2 separate regions of the Homo sapiens genome follow, and region 2 is linked to region 1. The links are chromatin loops, found by intact Hi-C in ENCODE. Cell type or tissue: mammary epithelial cell. All regions are shown on one strand. Links, peaks and the distances in the headings refer to the core of each region. The heading gives the core; the rest is flanking DNA. Region 1 overlaps RNF128 (ring finger protein 128). Region 2 has its middle 200 kb from the start of RADX.

Region 1 (8,000 bases), core at 1-8,000:
TTTGGAATTCGCTGGCGCATTATAAGAGACCCTTTCCAATATTTTAAGGATAGAAAAAAGCTAAAGGGAAAAAGAGGCTCAACAAGGCCTGCTGTAGCAACAGAAACACACAACACCACACAAAAAAGCACACACACTAAAAGGGTTTCTTTCTTGTTCCACAAAGGAAGTTTGATTGTTCTTCCTTGGAGTTTCAGGGTACATATTTTGTGGTTTTCAACAGAGTAACAAGTAGAAACACTTAATTTGGGAATGTGCATGGGTTTTCACTAGTTTTTAAACATAAGTATGAGGCCAGCCATGGTAGTTCACACCTGTAATCCCAGCTCTTTAGGAGGCCATGGTGGGAGGATAGCTTGAAGCCAGAAGTTTGAAGCCAGCCTGGGCAACATAGTGAGACCCCTGTTTCTACAAAATAAAAAAATTACCCGGGTGTGGTGGTGTACACCTGTATTCCCAACTACTCAGGAAGCTGAGGTGGGAGTATCACTTGATCCTGGGAGGTGGAGACTGCAGTGAGCCGTGATCGTGCCACTGCACTCCAGCCTGGGCAACAGAGCGAGACCTTGTTTCAAAAAAAAAAAAAAGGAAATTAGGTATGCACAAGTGAAAAGAATAGCAAAGTAAAATAGTTACAGATTTTGAATTGTATTTAGTTGTAGTTAAGCTTTTTTAAGACTAGGTAAGTTCAGTAGTGAGAAGTGGGGAAAGAGTAGAATAAGCAGTTCAATCTGTAACTGAGTGAATAATCAATTGTACTTAAGTTTTGAATCTGTAATGTCCAGTGGTGAGCTTGTTCAGTCAGTTGTACACATTTCATCCCAATTCCACATTCACGTGGCTATGGTGGGAGTATTTACACCATGGAAACTGGCACACACTACACATTAGGGCTTTCTCCAACCCTGAGAGCAGATTTCTAAACATTTACTACTGCACCCATGAATGTGCCTATTTAATTTTCACTTTTACAGTTAAATAACAGCTTTAGGTTTCATTGAAGATAACTAGTGTAGAATGGTGAAGAGCAGAGATACCAGAGCCAAACTATCTGGGTACAAATACCATTTCTTCACTTACTAGCTTGTGTTACCCTAGGCAGTTAGTCAAACTTATCATTAATGGGGATAGTAGCAATGCCTACCTTATAGGGTTGACGTGAGGATTAAATATGTTAAGGGTCTGTTTTATAGATAAATCTTATCTGGCAACCTCAGAAATCCAGTGCATAGCCAGGATTCAGGAAATAAACAAAAACATCACTGAGCCACCAATGTAAATGTCAGACAGAGGGTACTTGCCCTGAAGCCCCCAAGCTTTCTCTAGAAGCTAATTTTACTCTTTCTGTAGAACCAAGCTTGATTGTCTTTTCTGAGCCAAAGGGATATTAGAAGCATGACATCACACAAAAAAAAAGAGAGAGAGGAGAGATGCTGCTAGAAGCAACAACTGAAGTGAGAACCTTCCTCCCTCAAAGAAAATTATCCAATGTGAGAACTCAAAAATGAGTCAGACTGCTTGATTGCTAAGATCTGTTCCATTTCCAAAAATTTATGACAAGAGTGAAAAATTGCAACAGTTTAGAAACAAATAATCTTACTACTATGTTAAATAATGGCATACAAAGATAATCCACTGTCAATAATAAATCATAATCAGTATCTATTAGTTAAGAAAATAGGACAGGGAGCAAGATGGCCAAATAAAACCCACCAGTGATCATCCCCTCCATAGGAACACCAAATTGAACAACTCCCCACACAAGAAAGCATCTTTGTAAGAATCAAAAATCAGGTGAGCAGTAACAGTGCCTTGTTTTAACATCATATTAAGGAAAGAGGCACTGGATAGGATAGGAAAGATAGTCATTAATTTCTTACACCACCCCTCCCTCATCCCCTGGTGGTGCAGCTTGGCACAGAGAGAAAATCTGTGTGTTTAGGGGAAGGAGAGCACAGTGATTGTGGGACTTTGCATCAGAACTCAGTGCTACCCTGTCACAGAGGAAAACAACATGGGGCATAATTGTGCCCATACCCATGGAGGGAGCATTTAGACCAGCCCTAGCCGGAGGAGAATTGTCCATCCCTCTGGCAAGCCTCACCACTGTGAGCTAAAGTGCCCTGGGGTCCTAAATAAATACGAAAGGCAGTCTAGACCAAAAGGACTGCAATTTTGAGGCAAGTCCTGGTGGTTCTGTGCTGGGCTCAGAACCAGAGGACTTGCGGTGCATATGGCCAAGAAAGCGTTTGCATCACCCCTCCCCCAACTCCAGGCAGTACAGCTCACAGCTCTGGGAGGAGAGGAAAGATTAAAGTGGACTTTGTCTTAACATTTGGATACCAGCTCAGCCACAGTAAAATAAAGCACCAAGCAGAGTCCTGAAGCCCACACTCCAGGCCCTAGATCCTGGATGACATTTCTAGACACACCCTGGGCCAGAAGGGAACCCACCAATTTGAAGGAAAGGACCCAGTTCTGGAAGGATTCATCACCTGCTGACTACAGAGCCCTTGGACCTTGAATAAACATTATTAGTAGCTAAGCAGTACTCACCATGAGCCTTGGGCAAGGCTTCAGGTGTGACCCAGCACATTCCCAGCTGTAGTGGCCAAGGGGAGAGACTCCTTTTCTCTGCTTGAGGAAAGGAGAGTGAAAAGTAAAAAGGACTTCACCTTGCAATTTGGGTACCAGTTCAGCCACAGTAAAATAAAGCACCGAATAGATTCCTAAAGTTCCTGACTCCAGACCCTACCTCCCAGACAGCATTTCTAGACCCACCCTGGGCCAGAAGGGACACCACCACCCTGAAGGGAAAGACACAAGCCTGGCTGGATTCACCACCTGCTGATTAAAGAACCCTTGGGCCTTGAACAAACAGCAATACTCACCATAAGCCTTGGGCAAAACCCAGAACTATGCTGGTTTCTGGTCTAATGCAGCTCAGTCCCAGCAGTGGTGGCCACAGGGGTGCTTGCATCACCTCTCCTCCAACTCCAGGCAGCACAGCATGGTGAGAGAGATTCCTTTTGTTTGAGAGAAAGTAAGGGAAGAGAACAACACATTCTGCCTGGTAATCCAGGGAATTCTCCTAGATATTACCCAAGACCACCAAAACAGTACCTCTACTAGTCTGCAAGAGCCACAGCGTTACTGGGCTTGGGGTGCCCCCTAATGCATATATGGCTAAAGTGACCAAAAACTTAGATCACAACACTCAATTCCCTTTGAATGCTTGAAAAGCATTCTCAAGAAGGACAGGTATAAACAAGCCCAGACTGTGAATATTATAATACCTATCTCTTCAGTGCACAAGCACCAAGAAATATCCACAAGCATCCAGATCATCCAGGATAACATTACCTCAGAAAATGAAATAAAGAAGGAACCAGTGACCAATCCCAGAGTAACAGAGGTATGTGACCTTTTAGACAGAATTCAAAATAGCTGTTCTGAGGAAGCTCAGTGAAATTCCAGATAACACAGAGAAGGAATTCAGAATTCTATCAGATAAATTGAACAAAGAGATTGAAATACTTTAAAAAAATCAAGCATAAATTCTGGAGCTGAAAAATGCAATTGATATACCGAAGAATGCATCAGAGTCTTTCAACAGCAGAACTGATCAAGCAGAAGAAAAAAGTATTGAGCTTGAAGAGGGGCTGTTTGAAAATACACAGTCAGAGGAGACAAAAAAAGAATAAAATAGAATGAAGCACACCTACAACATCTAGAAAATAGCTTCAAAAGTACAGATCTAAGAGTTATTTGCCTTAAAGAGGTGGTAGAGAGATCGAGATAGAAAGCATATTCAAAGGAATAATATTATAACACTGTAGTTGTGGTGTGTGAACTACTCATACCTTGAGTAGGAAGACTAAGAGATGAACCTATCAAAAATAATAACTGCAAGTTTTGAAGACATAGACAGTATAATAAGATATGAATAGAAACAATAAAAATGTAAAAAGCCATGGAGGGGATAAAGTTAAAGTATAGAGTTTCAATTAGTTTTCTCTTTGTTTGTTTGTTTGTTTTAGCAATCACTGTTGTCATCAGTTTGAAATAATGCAATATAAGATGTTATCTATAACATTCATGGTAGCCTCAAATCAATGAACCTAGAACAGATACACCAAAAAATAAAAAGCAAGAAATTAAAACATACCACCAGAGACAATCACCTTCACAAAAAGAAGACAGAGAGGGAACAAAGGAAGAGATCACAAAACAACCAGAAAACAAATAATAAAATGGGAAGGGAGTAAGAACTTATCAATAATAACATTGAATTTAAATAGAATAAACTTTTCAATCAAAAAACATAGAATGGCTGAATGCATTAAAAAGCCCCAACTAGCTGCCATCCTTAAGAAACACACTTCACCTATAAGGACACACATAGACTGAATATAAAAGGATGGAAAAAGATATTCCATGCAAATAGAAAACAACAAAGAGGAGTAGCTATACTTATATCACACAATATAGATTTCAAGACAAAAACTATAAAAAGAGATAAAGAAGGTCATTATATAATGATAAGAGGATCAATTCAGCAAGAAGATAGAACAAGTGTATATATGCACCCAAAGCTGGAGCACCCAGGTGTATAAAGCAAATATTATACAAACTAGAAGGTGGGATATAGACCCTGATATAATAATAGCTGGAGACTTCAACACCCTACTTTCAGCATTGGACAGATCATCCGGACAGAAAATCCACAAAGAAATATCACACTTAATGTGCAGTAGAGAACAAATGGACCTAATAGATATTTACAGAACATTTCATCCAACAGCTACAGAAGACACAATTGTCTCTTTGGCACGTGGATCATTCTCAAGGATAAACCATATGTTAAGTCATAAAACAAATAATTTTTTTCTTTTTTCTTTTTTTTCAGACAAGTTCTCACTCTGTTGCCCAGGCTGGAGTGTAGTGGCATGATTTCGGCTCACTGCAGCCTAAACCTACCAGACTTGAAGGGAACCTTCCACCTCAGCCTTCCAAGTAGCTGGGACTACAGTGGGACTACAGGCACATGCCACCACACCTGGCAATGTTTTCTTTCTCTTTTTTTTTTTTTTTTTTTTTTTTTTTTTTTGTAGCGACAGGGTCTCACCATATTGCCCAAGCTGTTCTCAAACTCCTTGGCTCAAATGATCTGCCACCTTGGCCTCCCAAAGTGCTGGGATTACAGGTGTGAGCCAGCATGCCCAGCCAAAATTTTTTTTAAATTGAAATATCAAGCATCTTCTCTAACCACAATGGAATAAAACTAAGTCAATAATAACAGAAACTTTGGAAACTATACAAATACATGGAGATAAACAGTATGCTCCTGAATGACCAGTGGGTTAATGTAGAAATTAAGAAGAAAATTTTAAAATTTCTTGAAACAAGTGGAAATGAAAACAAAATGTAACAAAACCTATGAGATATAGCAAAAACAGTACTAATAGGAAAGTTTATAAAAATGAGTGCCTACATCAAAAATGTAGAAAACCTTCAAATTAACAACCTAATAATAGAACTAGAAAAGCAAGAGCAAACCAAATGGAAAATTAGTAGAAGAAAAGAATTAATAAAGATCAGAGCAGAAATAAATTGAAATAAAAAAACACAAAACATCAATGACATGAAAAGTTGTTTTCTTTAAAAAATAAATAAAATCAACAAACCTTTAGCCAGAATAAAGAAAAAGAGAAAACCCAAATAGATAAAGATGAAAAATGGGACATACAACCAATACCACAGAAATTCAAAGAATCCCTGGAGACTACTGGGAGCAGCTATACGCCAATAAATTGGAAAACGTTGAAGAAATGGATAAATTCCTAGACACACAGAACCTTCCATGATTGGATCAGGAAGAAAACCAAAACCTGAATAGACCAATAACAAGTAATGAGAAGAAAGCCATGACAAATAGTCCCCCAGTAAAGAAAAACCTGGAACCCAATGACTTCACTGCTGATTTTTGCCAAACGTTTAAAGAAGAACTAATGCCAACCCTACTGAAACTATTCTGAAAAAACGGAGCAGGAAGAAATACTTCCAGACTCATTCTATGAGGCCAGTATTACCCTGATACCAAAACCAGACAAAGACATATCGAAAAAAAAAAGGAAACTACTACAGGCAAGTCTCTCTGATGAACATCAATGCAAAACCTCAACCAAATATTAACAAACCAAATTCAGCAACACATTAATAGGGTAATTGATCATGATCAAGTGGGATTTATCCTAGGGATGCAAGGATAGTTATACATAAATCAATCAATGTCCTACATCCTATCAACACAATGAAGGACAGAAAGCATATAATTCCAATTGATGCTGAAAATCATTTGATAAAGTTCAACATCCTTTCACGATTAAAAACCCTAAAAAAGGGCAATTAGGCAGGAGAAGGAAATAAAGGGTATTCAATTAGGAAAAGAGGAAGTCAAATTGTCCCTGTTTGCAGATGACATGATTGTATATCTAGAAAACCCCATTGTCTCAGCCCAAAATCTCCTTAAGCTGATAAGCAACTTCAGCAAAGTCTCAGGATACAAAATCAATGTGCAAAAATCACAAGCATTCTTAATACACCAACAACAGACAAACAGAGAGCCAAATCATGAGTGAACTCCCATTCACAATTGCTTCAAAGAGAATAAAATACCTAGGAATCCAACTTACAAGGGATGTGAAGGACCTCTTCAAGGAGAACTACAAACCACTGCTCAAAGAAATAAAAGAGGATACAAACAAATGGAAGAACATTCCATACTCATGGGTAGGAAGAATCAATATCTTGAAAATGGCCATACTGCCCAAGGTAATTTACAGATTCAATGCCATCCCCATCAAGCTACCAATGCCTTTCTTCACAGAATTGGAAAAAACTACTTTAAAGTTCATATGGAATCAAAAAAGAGCCCGCATCACCAAGTCAATCCTAAACCAAAAGAACAAAGCGGGAGGCATCACACTACCTGACTTCAAACTATACTACAAGGCTACAGTAACCAAAACAGCATGGTACTGGTACCAAAACAGAGATATAGATCAATGGAACAGAACAGAGCCCTCAGAAATAATGCTGCATACCTACAACTATCTGATCTTTGACAAACCTGACAAAAACAAGCAATGGGGAAAGGATTCCCTATTTAATAAATGGTGCTGGGAAAACTGGCTAGCCATATGTAGAAAGCTGAAACCGGATCCCTTCCTTACACCTTATACAAAAATCAATTCAAGATGGATTAAAGATTTAAACGTTAGACCTAAAACCATAAAAACCCTAGAAGAAAACCTAGGCATTACCATTCAGGACATAGGCATGGGAAAGGACTTCATGTCCAAAACACCAAAAGCAATGGCAACAAAAGAAAAAATTGACAAATGGGATCTAATTAAAATAAAGAGCTTCTGCACAGCAAAAGAAACTACCATCAGAGTGAACAGGCAACCTACAAAATGGGAGAAAATTTTCGCAACCTACTCATCTGACAAAGGGCTAATATCCAGAATCTACAATGAACTCAAACAAATTTACAAGAAAAAAACAACCCCATCAAAAAGTGGGCGAAGGACATGAACAGACACTTCTCAAAAGAAGACATTTATGCAGCCAAAAAACACATGAAAAAATGCTCATCATCACTGGCCATCAGAGAAATGCAAATCAAAACCACTATGAGATACCATCTCACACCAGTTAGAATGGCAATCATTAAAAAGTCAGGAAACAACAGGTGCTGGAGAGGATGTGGAGAAACAGGAACACTTTTACACTGTTGGTGGGACTGTAAACTAGTTCAACCATTGTGGAAGTCAGTGTGGCGATTCCTCAGGGATCTAGAACTAGAAATACCATTTGACCCAGCCATCCCATTACTGGGTATATACCCAAAGGACTATAAATCATGCTGCTATAAAGACACATGCACACGTATGTTTATTGTGGCATTATTCACAATAGCAAAGACTTGGAACCAC
Region 2 (16,896 bases), core at 4,152-12,151, 340 kb before region 1:
CCACCTCTGGGGGCAGGGCATAGCTGAACAAGAGGCAACAGAAATTTCTGCAGACTTAAATGCCCCTGGCAGCTTTGAAGAGTAGTGCTTCTCCCAGCATGGAGTTTGAGATCTGAGAACGGACAGACTGCCTCCTCAAGTGGGTCCCTGACCCCTCAGTAGCCTAAATGGGAGACCCTACCTCCCAGTAGGGGCTGACTGACACCTCATACAGCAGGGTGCCCTTCTAAGACGAAGCTTCCAGAGGAAGGATCAGGCAGCAACATCAGGTTGCAATATTTGCTGTTCTGCAGCCTCCACTGGTGATACCCAGGCAAACAGAGTCTGGAGTGGACCTCCAGAAAACTCCAACAGACCTGCAGCTGAGGTTCCTGACTGTTAGAAGGAAAACTAACAAACAGAAAGGACATCCACACCAAAACCCCGTCTGTACTTCACCATTATCAAATACCAAAGGTAGATAAAACCACAAAAATGGGGAGAAACCAGAGCAGAAAAGCTGAAAATTCTAAAAATCAGAGCGCCTCTTCTCCTCCAAAGGAACGCAGCTCCTCGCCAGCAACGGAAGAAAGCTGGATGGAGAAATGTCTTTGACTAGTTGAGAAAAGAAGGCTTCAGACGATTGGTAATAACAAACTTCTCCAAGCTAAAGGAGGATGTTCGAACCCATCACAAGGAAGCTAAAAACCATGAAAAAAGATTAGACGAATGGCTAACTAGAATAAACAGTGTAGAGAAGTCCTTAAATGACCTGATGGAGCTGAAAACCATGGCATGAGAACTACGTGACGCATGCAGAAGCTTCAGTAGCCGATTCGATCAACTGGAAGAAAGGGTATCAGTGATTGAAGATCAAATGAATGAAATGAAGTGAGAAGAGAAGTTTAGAGTAAAAAGAAATGAACAAAGCCTCCAAGAAATATGGGACTATGTGAAAAGACCAAATCTACGTCTGATTGGTGTACCTGAAAATGACGGGGAAAATTGAACCAAGTTGGAAAACACTCTTCAGGATATTAACGAGGAGAACTTCCCCAACCTACCAAGGCAGGCCAACATTCACATTCAGGAAATACAGAGAATGCCACAAAGATACTCCTTGAGAAGAGAAACTCCAAGACAAATAATTGTCAGATTCACCAAAGTTGAAATGAAGGAAAAAATATTAAGGGCAGCCAGAGAGAAAGGTCCAGTTACCCACAAGGGGAAGCCCATCAGATTAACAGCAGATCTTTTGGCAGAGACTCTACAAGCCAAAAGAGAGTGGGGGCCAATATTCAATATTCTTAAAAGAATTTTCAACCCAGAATTTCGTATCTAGCCGAACTAAGCTTCATAAGTGAAGGAGAAATAAAATCCTTTACATACTAGCAAATGCTGAGGGATTTTGTCACCACCAGGCCTGCCTTACAAGAGCTCCTGAAGGAAGCACTAAACATGGAAAGGAATAACCAGTACCAGCCACTGCAAAAACATGCCAAATTGTAAAGACCATTGATACTAGGAAGAAACTGCATCAACTGACGAGCAAACTAACCAGCTAACATCACAATGACAGGATCAAATTCACACATAACAATATTAACCTTAAATGTAAATGGGCTAAATGCTCCAATTAAAAGACACAGACTGACAAATTGGATAAAGAGTCAAGATCCAACAGTGTGCTGAATTCAGGAGACCCATCTCACATGCAGAGACACACATAGGCTCAAAATAAAGGGATGGAGGAAGATCTACCAAGCAAATGGAAAACAAAAAAAGGCAGGGGTTGCAATCCTAGTCTCTGACAAAACAGACTTTAAACCAACAAAGATCAAAAGAGACAAAGAAGGCCACTACATAATGGTAAAGGGATCAATTCAACAGGAAGAGCTAACTATCCTAAATATATATGCACCCAATACAGGAACACCCAAATTCATAAAGCAAGTCCTTAGAGACCTACGAAGAGACTTAGACTCCCACTCAATAATAATGGGAGATTTCAACACCCCACTGTCAACATTAGACAGATCAATGAGACAGAAAGTTAACAAGGATATCCAGGAACTGAACTCAGCTCTGCACCAAGCAGACCTAATAGACATCTACAGAACTCTCCACCCCAAATCAACAGAATATACTTTCTTCTCAGCACCACATCGCACTTATTCCAAAATTGACCACATAGTTGGAAGTAAAATATTCCTAAACAAATGTAAAAGAACAGAAATTATAAAAAACTGTCTCTCAGACCACAGTGCAATCAAACTAGAACTCAGGATTAAGAAACTCACTCAAAACCACACAACTACGTGGAAACTGAACAACCTCCTCCTGAATGACTACAGGGTACATAATGAATTGATGGCAGAAATAAAGATGTTCTTTGAAACCAATTACAACAAAGATACAACCTACAAGAATCTCTGGGAGACATTTAAAGCAGTGTGTAGAGGGAAATTTATAGCACTAAATGCCCACAAGAGAAAGCAGGAAAGATCTAAAATTGACATCCTAACATCACAATTCAAAGAACTAGAGAAGCAAGAGCAAACACTTTCAAAAGCTGACAGAAGGCAAGAAAAAACTAAGATCAGAGCAGAACTGAAGGAGATAGAGACACAAAAAAAACCTTTCAAAAGCTCAATGAATCCAGGAACTGGTTTTTTGAAAAGATCAACAAAATTGATAGACCACTAGCAAGGCAAATAAAGAAGAAAAGAGAGAAGAAACAAATAGACACAATAAAAAATGATAAAGGGGATATCACCACCAATCCCACAGAAATACAAACTACCATCAGAGAATACTATAAACACCTCTATGCAAATAAACTAGAAAATCTAGAAGAAATGGATAAATTCCTGGACACATGCACCCTCCCAAGACTAAGCCAGGAAGAAGTTGAATTCCTGAATAGACCAATAACAGGCTCTGAAATTGAGGCAATAATTAATAGCCCACCAACCAAAAAACGTCCAGGACCAGAAGGATTCACAGCCAAATTCTACCAGAGGTACAAAGAGGAGCTGGTACCATTCCTTCTGAAACTATTCCAATCAATAGAAAAAGAGGGAATCCTCCCTAACTCATTTTTTGAGGCCAGCATTATCCTGATACCAAAGTCTGGCAGAGACACAACAAAAACAGAGAATTTTAGACCAATATCCCTGATGAACATTGATGCAAAAATCCTCAATAAAATATTGGCAAACCAAATCCAGCAGCACATCAAAAAGCTTATCCACCATGATCAAGTGGGCTTCATCCCTGGGATGCAAGGCTGGTTCAACATATGCAAATCAATAAATGTAATCCATCATATAAACAGAACCAAAGACAAAAACCACATGATTATCTCAATAGATGCAGAAAAGGCCTGCGAGAAAATTCAACAGCCCTTCATGCTAAAAACTCTCAATAAACTAGGTATTGATGGGACGTATCTCAAAATAATAAGAGCTATTTATGACAAACCCACAGCCAATATCATACTGAATGGGCAAAAACTGGAAGCATTCCCTTTGAAAACTGGCACAAGACAGGGATGCCCTCTCTCACCACTCCTATTCAACATAGTATTGGAAGTTCTGGCCAGGTCAATCAGGAAGGAGAAAGAAATAAAGGATATTCAATTAGGAAAAGAGGAAGTCAAATTGTCCCTGTTTGCAGATGACATGATTGCATATTTAGAAAACCCCATCATCTCAGCCCAAAATCTCCTTAAGCTGATAAGCAACTTCAGCAAACTCTCAGGTTACAAAATCAATGTGCAAAAATCACAAGCATTCCTATACACCAATAACAGGCAGAGAGCCAAACCATGAGTGAACTCCCATTCACAATTGCTTCAAAGAGAATAAAATACCTAGGAATCCAACTTAAAAGGGATGTGAAGACCTCTTTAAGGAGATCTACCAACCACTGCTCAACAAAATAAAAGAGGACACAAACAAATGGAAGGACATTCCATGCTCATGGATAGGAAGAATCACTATCATGAAAATGGTCATACTGCCCAAGGTAATTTATAGATTCAATGCCATCCCCATCAAGCTACCAATGACTTTCTTCACAGAATTGGAAAAAAACTACTTTAAAATTCATATGGAACCAAAAACAGAGCCCGCATTGCCAAGACAATCTTAAGCCAAAAGAACAAAGCTGGAGGCATCACACTACCTGACTTCAAACTATACTACAAGGCTACAGTAACCAAAAACGGCATAGTACTGGTACCAAAACAGAGATGTAGACCAATGGAACAGAACAGAGCCCTCAGAAATAATGCCACACATCTACAACCATCTGATCTTTGACAAACCTGACACAAACAAGCAATGGGGAAAGGATTCCCTATTTAATAAATGGTGCTGGGAAAACTGGCTAGCCATATGTAGAAAGCTGAAACTGGATCCCTTCCTTACACCTTATACAATAATTAATTCAAGATGAATTAAAGACTTAACTATTAGACCTAAAACCATAAAAACCCTAGAAGAAAACCTAGGCAGTACCATTCAGGACACAGGCATGGGCAAGGACTTCATGACTAAAACATCAAAAGCAATGGCAACAAAAGCCAAAATTGACAAATGGGATCTAATTAAACTAAAGAGCTTCTGCACAGCAAAAGAGACTACCATCAGAGTGAAAAGGCAACCTACACAATGGGAGAAAATTTTTACAATCTACCCATCTGACAAAGGGCTAATATCCAGAATCTACAAAGAACTTAAACAAATTTACAAGAAAACATCAAACAACCCCATTAACAAGTGGGCGAAGCATATGAACAGACACTTCTCAAAAGAAGACATTTATGCAGCCAACAGACACATGAAAAAATGCCCATCATCACTGGTCATCAGAGAAATGCAAATCAAAACCACAATGAGATACTATCTCACACCGGTTAGAATGGTTATCATTAAAAACTCAGGAAACAACAGGTGCTGGAGAGGATGTGGAGAGATAGGAACACTTTTACATTGTTGGTGGCAGTGCAAACTAGTTCAACCATTGTGAAAGACAGTGTGGCGATTCCTCAAGGATCTAGAACTAGAAATACCATTTGACCCAGCCATCCCATTACTGGGTATATACCCAAAGGATTATAAATCATGCTGCTATAAAGACACATGCATATGTATGCTTATTGCGGCAGTATTCACAATAGCAAAGACTTGGAACCAACCCAAATATCCATCAATGATAGACCGGATAAAGAAAATGTGGCACATATACACCATGGAATACTATGCAGCCATGAAAAAAGGATGGAGTTCATGTCCTTTGTAGGGACATGGATGAAGCTGGAAACCATCATTCTGAGCAAACCATCACAAGGACAGAAAACCAAACACTGCATGTTCTCACTCATAGGTGGGAATTGAACAATGAGAACACTTGGACACAGGGTGGGGAACATCACACACCAGGGCCTGTCATGGGGTGGGAGGCGGGGGGAGGGATAGCATTAGGAGATATACCTAATGTAAATGATGAGTTAATGAGTGCAGCACACCAACATGGCACATGTATACATATGTAACAAATCTGCACGTTGTGCACATGCACCCTAGAACTTAAAGTATAATAAAAAAAGTGGCATTGCAGTTTGAAAAATAATCAAATAGGATTTCTAGAACTAAAACATATAACCATAAAATAGAGAGTTTAATGGATGCATTTAATAGATGGCTAAACACAACTGTTAGATGATGATAAGTGCAATGGAGAAATATTAACTTAAGAGAGAATTACTGAAATGGAAGATAGGTTAGAATAAATCATCCAGAATTCTGCCTAGAGAAACAAATTATGTGAAAAAAGAAAAGATAGGGTAAGAAACGTAATGAATAGAATGAGAAGATCTTACATACATATAAGTCCCAGAAAGTAAAGACTCTTTTCTGAGGAAATGAGGAAGATGATAGTCAAACATTTTCCAGAACAGATGAAAAGCATTAACTAATCTACAGATTCTGCAAACCCAGTGAATCCTAGACAGGATAAATAAAAAGAAATCTGTACCTACATACATCATAGTGAAAATGCAGAATATCAGAGAGGAAGAAGGCTATTATAATGATCAAAATTAGAGGTAATGGAGTCTTAACCCTGGGCAGGAACAAAATAAATTGAGACAAGGGGATGGGCCTTTAGACTCTAGCCTTTAGAATGCCTTTTGCTCAAACTTTCCATGAAAGACTATTTTATAAAGATGTTACCCATTTCATTCCTAATAAATAAAAATACATTTGTTAACAAATGAATTTATTGGAGCAACCTGATACCTGGAAGCCATTTCCAATTGTCTTTGTCATACATGGAAGGCTATGGTTTTATATGTCCCTTATCCCATGGGACCTGAAAGAAATATTTTCCACAGGAATAAAATGCTAGTGGCAGCTGAACTTTAAGGCTAGAGAAATGTGCTTTCACGTGACTTTCTAACAGAAAGGAGAATAAAAGTGAATTTATTTGTTTGTTTTTGAGACAGGGTCTCATTCTGTTGCCCTGACTAGAGTGCAGTGGTGGGATCTCGGATCACTGCAACCTCAGCTTCCCAGGCTCAAAGCAATCCTCCCACCTCAGCCTCTGGAGTAACTGAGACTACAGGTGCATGCTACTATACCCAGCTATTAAAAAAAAAATTGTAGAGACGGAGTTTCACCACGTTGCCCAGGCTGGTCTTGAACTCCTGAGCCCAAGGAATCCTCCCGCCTCGACCTCCCACCGCGCTGGGATTACAGGTGTGAGCCACCGGGCCTGGCCAAAAGTGAATCTTTATAGGAATTCTTCCTTCTGCTTACCTGCTTACTGTGCAACTTTCACTCTGCTTCTAAGGAAAAGTATGTAAAATGAACAATTTCATAGTTTCCAGGGAGTCTTATTACAACCTTCAAGGTGGACCATATGTACTCACTTATTGGGCTATCTAAGCTTGGCTGGCATAGAATTCCTGCAGGGGGGTTCATGTTTGTAATAGATCTAAAAATGCAATGGCCTGTCTTTGGAAGGAGTCAGATTTTTACTTGTTAATAGAGCTGTTCATACAGAGATTGAATGGTCACTTGTTAGGGATATGATAAAGAAAACTGTGCTCCATATGGGATGTTATTTCAGAGATTCTGTGGTCCCCTGAATGTCTAAAAATTTCTGACAATTTAAGCCAAAAGCAGCTGTCTGTGAATCCTTCTAAGAAGAATTTAAACTGTTTTTGCTCAAAATATGTCCAGCATTTATTCTATTTGAGAGACAAATATCTTATATAGCCATAAAGACCCCCATCACCATCACAGAAAACTGTTTCTTCAAGAAAAGATATTGGGAGGGCAGGAAAGCCTTCTCTGTTGCCTAGTGCCAACCCAACCAGAAAGAAGTTCAACAGTGAAGGCATTAACCTGCTTTCATCTGTGGTATGCAATATGTCACCAACAATTTTGATCAAGTGTCACAAAGGGAGGGATAGCTGGGTTTTAATTCTGATTTTGCAGCGTTTCTCTTTACTTTTGCCAGGCATTCACAATTTGTGTAGGCCACAGCTCTCTCCCAAAGCCTGTGAAAGCCTACATTTTAGTATCTGTAGCATCTTTTAGAATTATGTTCCTCCGTTACTACGGAAGAGCAGGATCAGGGAAAATGTTCCATTACTCTAAGATTTATCCCAGGGACTTGCTGTAGCATAATATACTAAAAAGGGCATTTGACTACAAATATGAAGATCAGAGATAGCTTCTGAATCTGTTTTCTTATCTGAAATATGGAGGTGATAATAATGCCTGTTTGTTAACAGAGCAGCCCTAACAGTAGGGAATCCCTATCTGTCAAAGCTTCTGAGCTCTGTGATTTCACTTCCCTCATCCTGGTCAGGTTTCTCATAATCTCCATCTGGAAGAGTTGCTGTCACTATCACTTATAGCCACCAGGGGTCCTCAGCAATCCTGATCTAATCGTGAAATGAGCCTTTTTATTTATCTAATTGTTTTCCTGAATCTGGGTAAGCCAGGCTGATATTTTCAAAAGGAACCTTCTTCAGAAGCTCAGGGATAAGCACAAGGAACAGAGACCATTGTGAGCAAGGAGATTTTAGTGCACAAATAGATGGCTTTGTGCTTCTACATTTGGGTCTTAGCTGCCACCAGCTACTCTGCCCTTCAGTGGGGCTGTTGATGGCTGCCCTCTGGGCACCCCTGCCCCTGCTCCTGCACCCAGAGGATGAGAAACAAGAGTCCTATACAAAAGGTGAATAGTAGCCCCTGCAGTTTTGTAGGGTGCAGTCTGTGTGGCCATATGTGTTGCCTTTGGTGAGAAGATCTCCTTTCTAACGTGACTCTCTTCTGAGTGTCAGAGACCTGCATTAGTCTTGCACCGGCCCTCAATTGTTATAGGATCCATGTCAGGCCCCTCAGTTCCTAATTATTATACCCTTGCATTCTTAGCCAAGTTCTCTCTGCTCATGTTAAATTTTGACCAAAGGCTTTCCTCTTATATAGACTTATTGTATCAATATAGTGTACATTTGTGGTAATAGAAATAATTCATAACAAGGCACTTAATCCTGTCAGTAACTCTAGTCTCTACTTCTCAACACTGCTCCAAAACATCCCTTTACTCCATTATCTCTCACTGTGAGTAGTGCTCATAATGTATTCCAGATGCACCTCATATTCCACAGTCCCCTTTCAATTAATTGGGATCATGTGACTAGTTATAGACAATGAAATGCAAACATAAGTGACCTATACCATTTCCAGGATGAGATATTTGAGACCCAGTGCATGATCATAAGATCTCTCTTTTTTGCTCTTGTAACTCTTTGCCAGATGTTGAGATGATAACATCAAAGATGGAGGGAACCTAGATCCCTGAGCCGTCAGATGAAAAAGAGAGCTGCAGACAGGCATTTGAACTCATGTGAGCTGGAAATCAAGCTTTGTATATGTATGTTAAGCTGTTTAGATATGAAGATTTATTTATTATTTTATCAAAGCCTACCCTGTCTTAACAAAGACACTCTCTCTCTTGCACTCCTGTCAACACCTGTACCATTATTAGAAAAGTCTATGAACGACTCTTCCTTCATGTTTTATAGGTAGCTTGAATCCAAAATAACCCAGTCTTGGGCCAGGTGCAGTGGCTTGTGTCTGTAATCCCAGCACTTTGAGAGGCTGAGGCAGAAGGATTGTTTGAGGCCAGGAGTTCAAGACCATCCTGCATAACATATTGAGACCCCATCTCTACTAAAAAATTTAAAAATTAGACATATAAAAATATGTGCCAGTCTTACCCTAGTCCCCAAATATCTCTTCTTTTAGGCTGTTCTCAATCTTAGTGAATGGATATTCAGTTGTGACCTGATTGGTGACCTAGAAGTCATCTATGTCATTTCCTTTTATCTCTCCACTCTCCTATCCAGGAAGTCATCATTCATTCATTCATTCATCAAATGGATATTGAATGTCTATTACGTACAAGATACTTTTAGGAAAACTGGGACATAATAATGGAAAAAAACAAGAAACAGTCAAAAATCTTTGTCATCATGGAACTTACATTCTAGGAAGGGAAGGTAGACAACACACAAGCAAAATAAGTAAAATACCTAGTCTATTAGTTAATGATAAATGCAACAGAGAAAAATAAAGTATAGAAGGAGGATAGAGAGCACTGCATGGGGGGCTGATTGGAGGGTGAAGATGCTATTTGAATAAAGTGATCAGAGAAGACCTCAATATGAAGATAGCATTTGAGCAGAGACTTGAAGGAGATGAGGATGCCAGTCATGTAGACATCTGGGGGAAAAGCATTCTAGGAGAGGAGACAACAAAGGGAAAGCCCTGAAGGTGGAAGTGTGTTTGCTGTGTTCAAAAAAGAGCAAGAAGGCCCGTGAGGCTAGAACAGAATGAGTGAGGCAGGAGGAATAGGAGATGATATCAGAATGGAACTGGAATGGTGACTTTCACATGAAGTGAGATGTAAGCCAACGGCAGGTTTTAGACAGAGGAGTGACATGGTCACACTTATGCTTTAGAGCGTTCACTCTGACCACTGCAAGGGGCAAGGACAGAAGTAGGAAGACCAGTTAGGAAGCTACTGCAATAACTCAAATGACAGATGATGGGCTCAGACCAGAGTTGTAGCAGTGGAAGTGGTAAACAAAGTGGTCAGATTTTGGTAATATTTTTAAGATAAAGCCAAAGGACTCCCTGACAGATTAGATGTAGGATGTAAAAAAAAGAGAGGAGGCAAAACAAAAGAAAAGACTCCAGGACTTTAGGTTTGATTAGGTGTGATAATGGACTTGCCATTTACTGAGTTGGGGAAGACTCTGGAATAAAGAAGTTAAGGTGGGCGTAAAGCCAAGGACTTGGTGTTTTGTTTTTTATTGTGGTAAAATACACGTAGCATAAAACTTACCATTTTACCCATTTATAAGTATATAGTTAAGTGGCATTACATATAGTCACATTGTTTAATGCACTTATTCTCCTCTCTCCCAGCCCCTGGTAACCCCCATTCTACTTAATGTCTCTAAGAATTTGACTATTTTAGGTACATCATACAAGTGAAATCATACAATATTTGTTTTTTGTGTCTGGCTTATTTCACTTAGCATAATGTCTTCAAGGTTCATCCATGTTGTAGCATGTGTCAGAATTTCACTCCTTTTTAAAGGCTGGATAATATTCACACACACACACTATATATATATATATATATATATATATATATAGTGTGTGTGTGTATATATATATATACACACACACACATATATACACATATATATGTGCTACTATAAACATTGATATACAAATATCTGTTTGAGTCCCTGCTTTCAATTATTTTGAGTACATACCCTGAAGTGGAATTGTTGGATTACATGTTTATTCTATGTTTAGTTTTTTTGAGAAAAAGACATACAGTTTTCCACAGTAGCTGCACCATTTTACATTCACACCATGAATGTACAAAGGTTCTAATTTCTCCCTATGCTCACCAGCACTTGTTATTTTCTCTTTGTTTTTTTTTTTCTGTTCTGTTTTGTTGATAATAGCCATCCCGATGGGTGTAGAATGATATTTCATTGTGGTTTTGACTTTAATGTCCCTAATTATTAGTGATACTGAGTATCTTTTCATGTGCTTATTGATCATTTCTGTATCTCCTTGGGAGAAATGTCTATCAAAATCCTTTGCCCAGTTTTTAATTGTTATTGTTGTTGTTGTTGTTGTTTTGTGTTGTAGGAGTACTTATGTAATCTGGAATTTTTTTCTTCAACTTTTATTTTAGATATAAGGGGTACACGTGCAGGGTTGCTACATGAGTATGTTGCACTTGGGTAGGGAGCATAGTACCCAATAGGTAGTTTTTTGACCCATGCCCCACTCCCTTCCTTTCCCCTTTAGTAGTTCCCAGTGTCTATTTTTCCCATATTTATGTCCTCTTGGGCTTAAGGTTTAGCTCCCACTTATAAGTGAAAACATGAAATATTTGGTTTTCTGTTCCTGCATTAATTTGCTTAGAATTATGTCCTCCAGTTCCATCCATGTTGCTGCAAAGGACATAATTTCACTCTTTTTTATGGCTGCATAGTATTCCATAGTGTACGTGTCCCACATTTCCTGATGAGGACCTAGGTTTATTCCATATCTTAGTTATTGTGAATAGCATGGTGATGAACATATGAGTGCATGTGTCTTTGATGTAATGATCTGTTTTCCTTTGGGTATATACTCAGCTATGGGTACAATCCAGATATTAACCCCTTATCAGACATATGATTTGCAAATATTTTCTTCCATTCTTTGTTTTTTGCCTTTTCACTTTTCATAGTGCCCTTTGATGCATAAAAGTTTTAAATTTTGATGAACTCTAATTTATCTATTTTTTTCATTTATTGGCAGTGTTTTTGGTGCCATATCTAAGAAATCATTGTTAATTCAAATGTCATAAAATTTTTCCCTTACTTTTTTCTATAAGTCTTATTGCATTTAGGTATTTGATCCATTTTTAATATGGTGTAATGTAAGAATTTAGTTTTGGACATTTTACATTAGTTTTGATTATTAGACATTTAAGTGTTGATGTTAGACAGGAATTTGAATATATGATATCTTTCTTTTCTGATCAGAACATTCCTAGTCTCCCTATGAGAGCCTAGCTGTTATGAATCATCTCTGAAACTAAGAGAGGAGAAAAATTCCAGAAGGTGGAGCTCATAGAAGATAAAGACTTGGAAGTGGCGATCAGATTTGTTGATTAGAAAGCTCATTGTTGAGCACTGAAAGAGTAGAAAGCTGAGTGTCCCATATTGAGGAGTGAAAAGAGGGTAGAGACAGGCACTCTCTCTAAAGGATTTACTATGTGGCCTTCTTTGCCTTTTATTTTGATAGTCTTGTCTATCAAATTCTCAAGCATCTGTCAAGTGTTTTGGTGATAAAAATGATCGAGAAGATTTGTGTCTCCAACTGTACCTCAAGGAGACCACCCTCTTCCCAGGAAAGGATATTATAACTCTGGCAGTGAGTGGGTTTTACAGACAGATTTTGACTTAGACTAAGTTTTAATCAAGGGAGCATCAGAGTCAGATAGGTTTAGGAGTTCTGCCTTCCACCAGTTGTGTGACCTTGGACAAGTCACATTCCCTGATCCTTAGTTTCCTCATCTGTTAAATTCAATGTTGTGAATATTAAGTGAGATAAACTTAGTAAAGCAACCAGAGTAGTTCCTGGCATAGTAATTGTTAAGAAAGGGTTGATGATAAAAGAGAAATAATACTCAGGACAAGCCAAAGATGGAATGAGGTCCCCATCAATGGAAATGCTCAAGAACAGACTACATGACTACTTGGTGGGAACTTTATAGAGAGGATTCTAATGGCTTTACCAGCTGAACGTTGAAGTTCCTTCTAATCTTCAATTTTATAGTGCTGAGAATCCCAAGCAATAGCAATGCAGACATAAAAGTTGTCTCTGCTAATAATGGAGACCTCATGCTCAAATAAGGTCTTTTGGGAGCAACTGGTCTAAGGGTGAGTGTACATGCTCTTCAGGGGACTATGTGTGTGGGGTGGGGAGGAAGGAACATGTGTAGTATCTCAGGTTCAAGAGCACACTGCCAGCTGTGCTGTCTGCTTCTGCCACACGTGGCACCCTGCCTCAGCACTACATGTTCTTCCCATAATCAAATAAACACCCAAAGAGACTGTATGTTCACTTTACTCCTTGACTCAGCCAACTGGGGCTTCCCATACTAATTTCTCATTTACTCTTTCATGGTTTTATCATAATTGACTCCCACTTGGGGAGAAGACTTTAGAAGTTGATGCAGTGAGAAAGAGTGTTTATTAATTATCTAAGCTTTCATGCGTGGCTTACAAAATCTTTTTCAGTTTGTCCTCCAGGTCTTCCTTCATGATGCTACTTCCCACTATGCCTTTATTACACCACTGCTCCTGATCCTAGTTCAAGCCTTCATCCCTGACCTAGACTTTTCCAATAGTCTTCTAATTGCTTTTGTTTTCTCCTCTGATGTTCACTCCCTCTTTAATCCTGTCTTTGTCCAAGCCATTTACTAACTGACTCCTACCTACCCTTCTAGCTCTCTCCTCAATGCCCTTCCTGTCATACACACTCAGCTTCAACATAATGGAGCCACTGGCCTTTCTCTGAGCAACCCCTTCTTACAGTTATTCACTTTTCATTCTTCTGACAAAATTGCATCTTTCTTTTAAAGCCAAGACCATATACCTCTCTCCCCAAACCCACCTGTGAGGGCTGTAACTGAACGTGCACTGTGTGGTTCTCTTTGTGCCTGCATCACATACTACCTTTCATTAGAGTTCTGTGTATTTATGTCTCATTTCCTCTAAAAGCTTGGAAGCTTAATTTCTCTCATCAGTAGCTGCATTCTCTCCATATTCTTTCTCGTTTGAAAGACAAACTATTTTTGCTCACAGTAATTTATCCCTTGAATCCTTACCCTCATTTCACAAATAAACAAAGAAATCCAAATCAGGTTGTATGTCAGTTATAATGAAAAGTAACTTAATGCCTGACATCCTGAAAGCACAAGTTACAGAAGGCATCTTAGGTACTAACTGACAATGCAGAAGTTTGAATGAAAAAAAAATCAGACTACAATTGATCAATTCCACTGAATGTTGCCTAGGTGTTCCTAATTAACAAGGAGCAGCATGTGCTCCCCTGGTGTCCCTTTTCCTTTTTCAGAAATGTCGAACCCAGTGGGGAGGGTCGCTTAAACTATTTATTTGACTCATTTATTAGCTTGTGAGTGTGAATAACTTAAGCTTTAGGCTTGTACTTAGGCATTATGGTTGTTTTTTTTTTTTAAAGAAATTAGCCATTCTCTAGTTTGCTCTTCAGCATGTGGGCATACTGCATCTATTTAACCCTTGAATGTATAGGATGGGCTAGCATAGAAACCAGAGGTGGGTATAAAACATTTATTTAGGCACTATCAATTTCCACAAAATGAGATGACAAAAACTCATCTTAGCTCCTCTGACGGCTCCCGTGTTCCTGATGCTGTTTATGAAAACATTGCTTATTACAGTGAATTGGTTTCCTTAGACTTGTTTTCTCTTACATGGAGCCTATTGGGTTGAGATGGAGTATAAAGGGTCAATATGCCTTAATGACAAACAGTGACTATGGCTATGTTTGCTAACACTGACATGACGAAAGTGGGGAAAAGGCATTGGACATTTGGAACTGTGTGCACACATATTCAAGAGCATAAACCTATTCCAAAAGCCATTAGGTGCAGGAAAGCTTTGCTGTTAACCTATAGATCCTATTTAGGAGTCGCTTATGGAAATGAAGTCAGAGTGACCCTTCTTGTGTTCCATTAAATGTAAACACATTAAGAGAGCTTCTTTTCACCAAAATGCAATATTGTGGCACTCTGTTTATGCATAACTTCACTTCAGATTTATTAAAATAAATAGAAATGCTTTTTTCAGCTTGAGGATCATGTCGGAAGGAAACTTAATTTGCGAAAGGTACTCTCTACAAGAGCTCACTGGTCAGAAAATGATCATCCTACTCCAGATGACGCATAACAATAATTTAATCCTCACAGCAACCCTGTAAGGTAGGTACTATTATTCTTCCCATTTTTCATCCAGAAGGGGAGAGACTGTAGTAGAGGTCAGAGGTTAGACCCAGAGGTCTGAAGTCAGACTGCCTGGGTTTGAATCTCAGTTCTGTCACTCACTAGTTGTATAATCTTAAGCAAGTACCTAACTTCTATATGCCTCAGTTTCCTCATCACTAAATTGAGATAATAATATAACTTCCTTATATGGCAAAATGAGTTAATATGCAGAAACACCTAAAACTATTGCCAAGCATATGGTCAGTCCTCAAAAAAATGGAAGACCTTCTTTTTCTTCTTCTGGAATTAGGTGACCTTTTGCTGGCATGTCAATAGGACAAGTGGAAAGGAAAAATGTGGAATCTTATCCATAGTTCCTGAGATGAGCTATGTGTTTCTGACTGGGGCATGAGGGAGCACGGGCAGTTGTACAGAAGGATTGGAGAATGCAATCTAGAGAGAGTTAGTGTCTGGAATGTGTCCCAAATGTTTCTGACTGAGCCCCAATCTCCTGGAGTCCAGGAGATGAGAAAAGGCCTTTCCCTATACAACAAGTCCCTAGGAAGATTCTTGAACTCCAAGGAATATATAAACTGCTAAGCTCAATTAATCACAATGAATTTAATTTTAAACTACTACTTTACCCTCTTAATTTAGAAGTGACAATTTACAAAGTGACTAACTGCTCATCATAGTTTTTCCTTGGGAGACCTGAAGCACAGTTGATAGCTAACTTAGTAGGGGAGTCAAAAATCTGAGTCACATGGGATCACCTTGTAATCTTACCTCGTAATTTCTGATTGTACTTGATGTTTTACTGTCACTTAATTTAAATGTTTCAAATATAGTTCAAAGCTCTCAATCCATATTGAACTAACTGGTGTCTCCCCTTTATTATTCAGTCACTCTCTCGGGTAGTTTCTATAGCCCCAGCTTCAGCATTTGTACCTTCCTGTCAGCAACTTTGTTTCAGATATTCATGTGGTCACAGGCTGATTCACAATGGAGCACAGAACAAAATACAGAATTTCTTCATGTTTTCAATTTTCTATAATGAAGGATAAGGGCACTTACAACAATCACCCCCATGGTGAATAAAGGAGAAATTTAGCTGAACATAATGTGCGTTGGTTTGAGTAAGGCTCAATCTTATACTTCTCATTTAAAATTGGATTCCAGTTTCTGACCGCCTGAAGGATTTCACAATTGCATGCTTGAATATGTGGCTCCATCCAGCAACACTGGCAATAAGCAAGGAACCATAAGGATCCTTAGTACAGAGAAACTGGCCAGGCCTCTGAGCAGGTAGACTCAAGGCAATCCAATATTCTTTCACTCATTCTTGTAAACAATATTTATTGAAAGAGCATGATTTGCTAGGCACTTTGCCATGCACAGCCATATACACATTCTGCCCTCTAGGGATGTGATAATTTGGTACAAATACAATGAAATAAGTGATTCCAATACAGTATGGTCCTGTGATATACATAAGAGAGATTCCTAAACCAGACTTGACAGTTTGCAAATAAAATTGGGTGATTGGAGCAGGGTTGGAAAAAGTACTAATCAGGCTTCTATATATTTTCCTCAACCCTGCCCAAATCTATAAGCAAGTCCTATTTCAAGGCAAAATATAAATCTAACCAATTCTCAGCATCTTTGCCTTTTTCACGCTAGTCCAGACCACCATCGTCTGTCAGGTGGACTACTACAATAGCCTCTTAACTGGCCTTCCCACACATTTTTTTTCTCATAGCAAATATCACAGATTAGCTCACTTGA

The links. Peaks named below come from ENCODE experiments on the same cell type or tissue, not always from the same donor. Only the 100,000 strongest peaks of a DNase experiment are listed, where the experiment ranks them.
Region 2: it touches region 1 in a loop (24-fold over the local background); 2 of 110 quality-filtered maps call a loop at or near these places.

Annotation. Positions count from the first base shown.
Region 1 is chrX:106,749,332-106,757,331 of GRCh38, forward strand. All of the region lies in intron 1 of RNF128 (ring finger protein 128), which reads left to right. Among named protein-coding and RNA genes, the nearest start is that of RNF128, 27 kb to the left of the region's middle. In mammary epithelial cell, for the core only: a CTCF peak has its summit at 3,164 (motif pointing left); no DNase peak of the experiment used is centred there; H3K27ac peaks cover 432 bases.
Region 2 is chrX:106,407,571-106,424,466 of GRCh38, forward strand. No RefSeq gene overlaps it. Among named protein-coding and RNA genes, the nearest start is that of RADX, 200 kb to the right of the region's middle. In mammary epithelial cell, for the core only: a CTCF peak has its summit at 7,919 (motif pointing right); no DNase peak of the experiment used is centred there.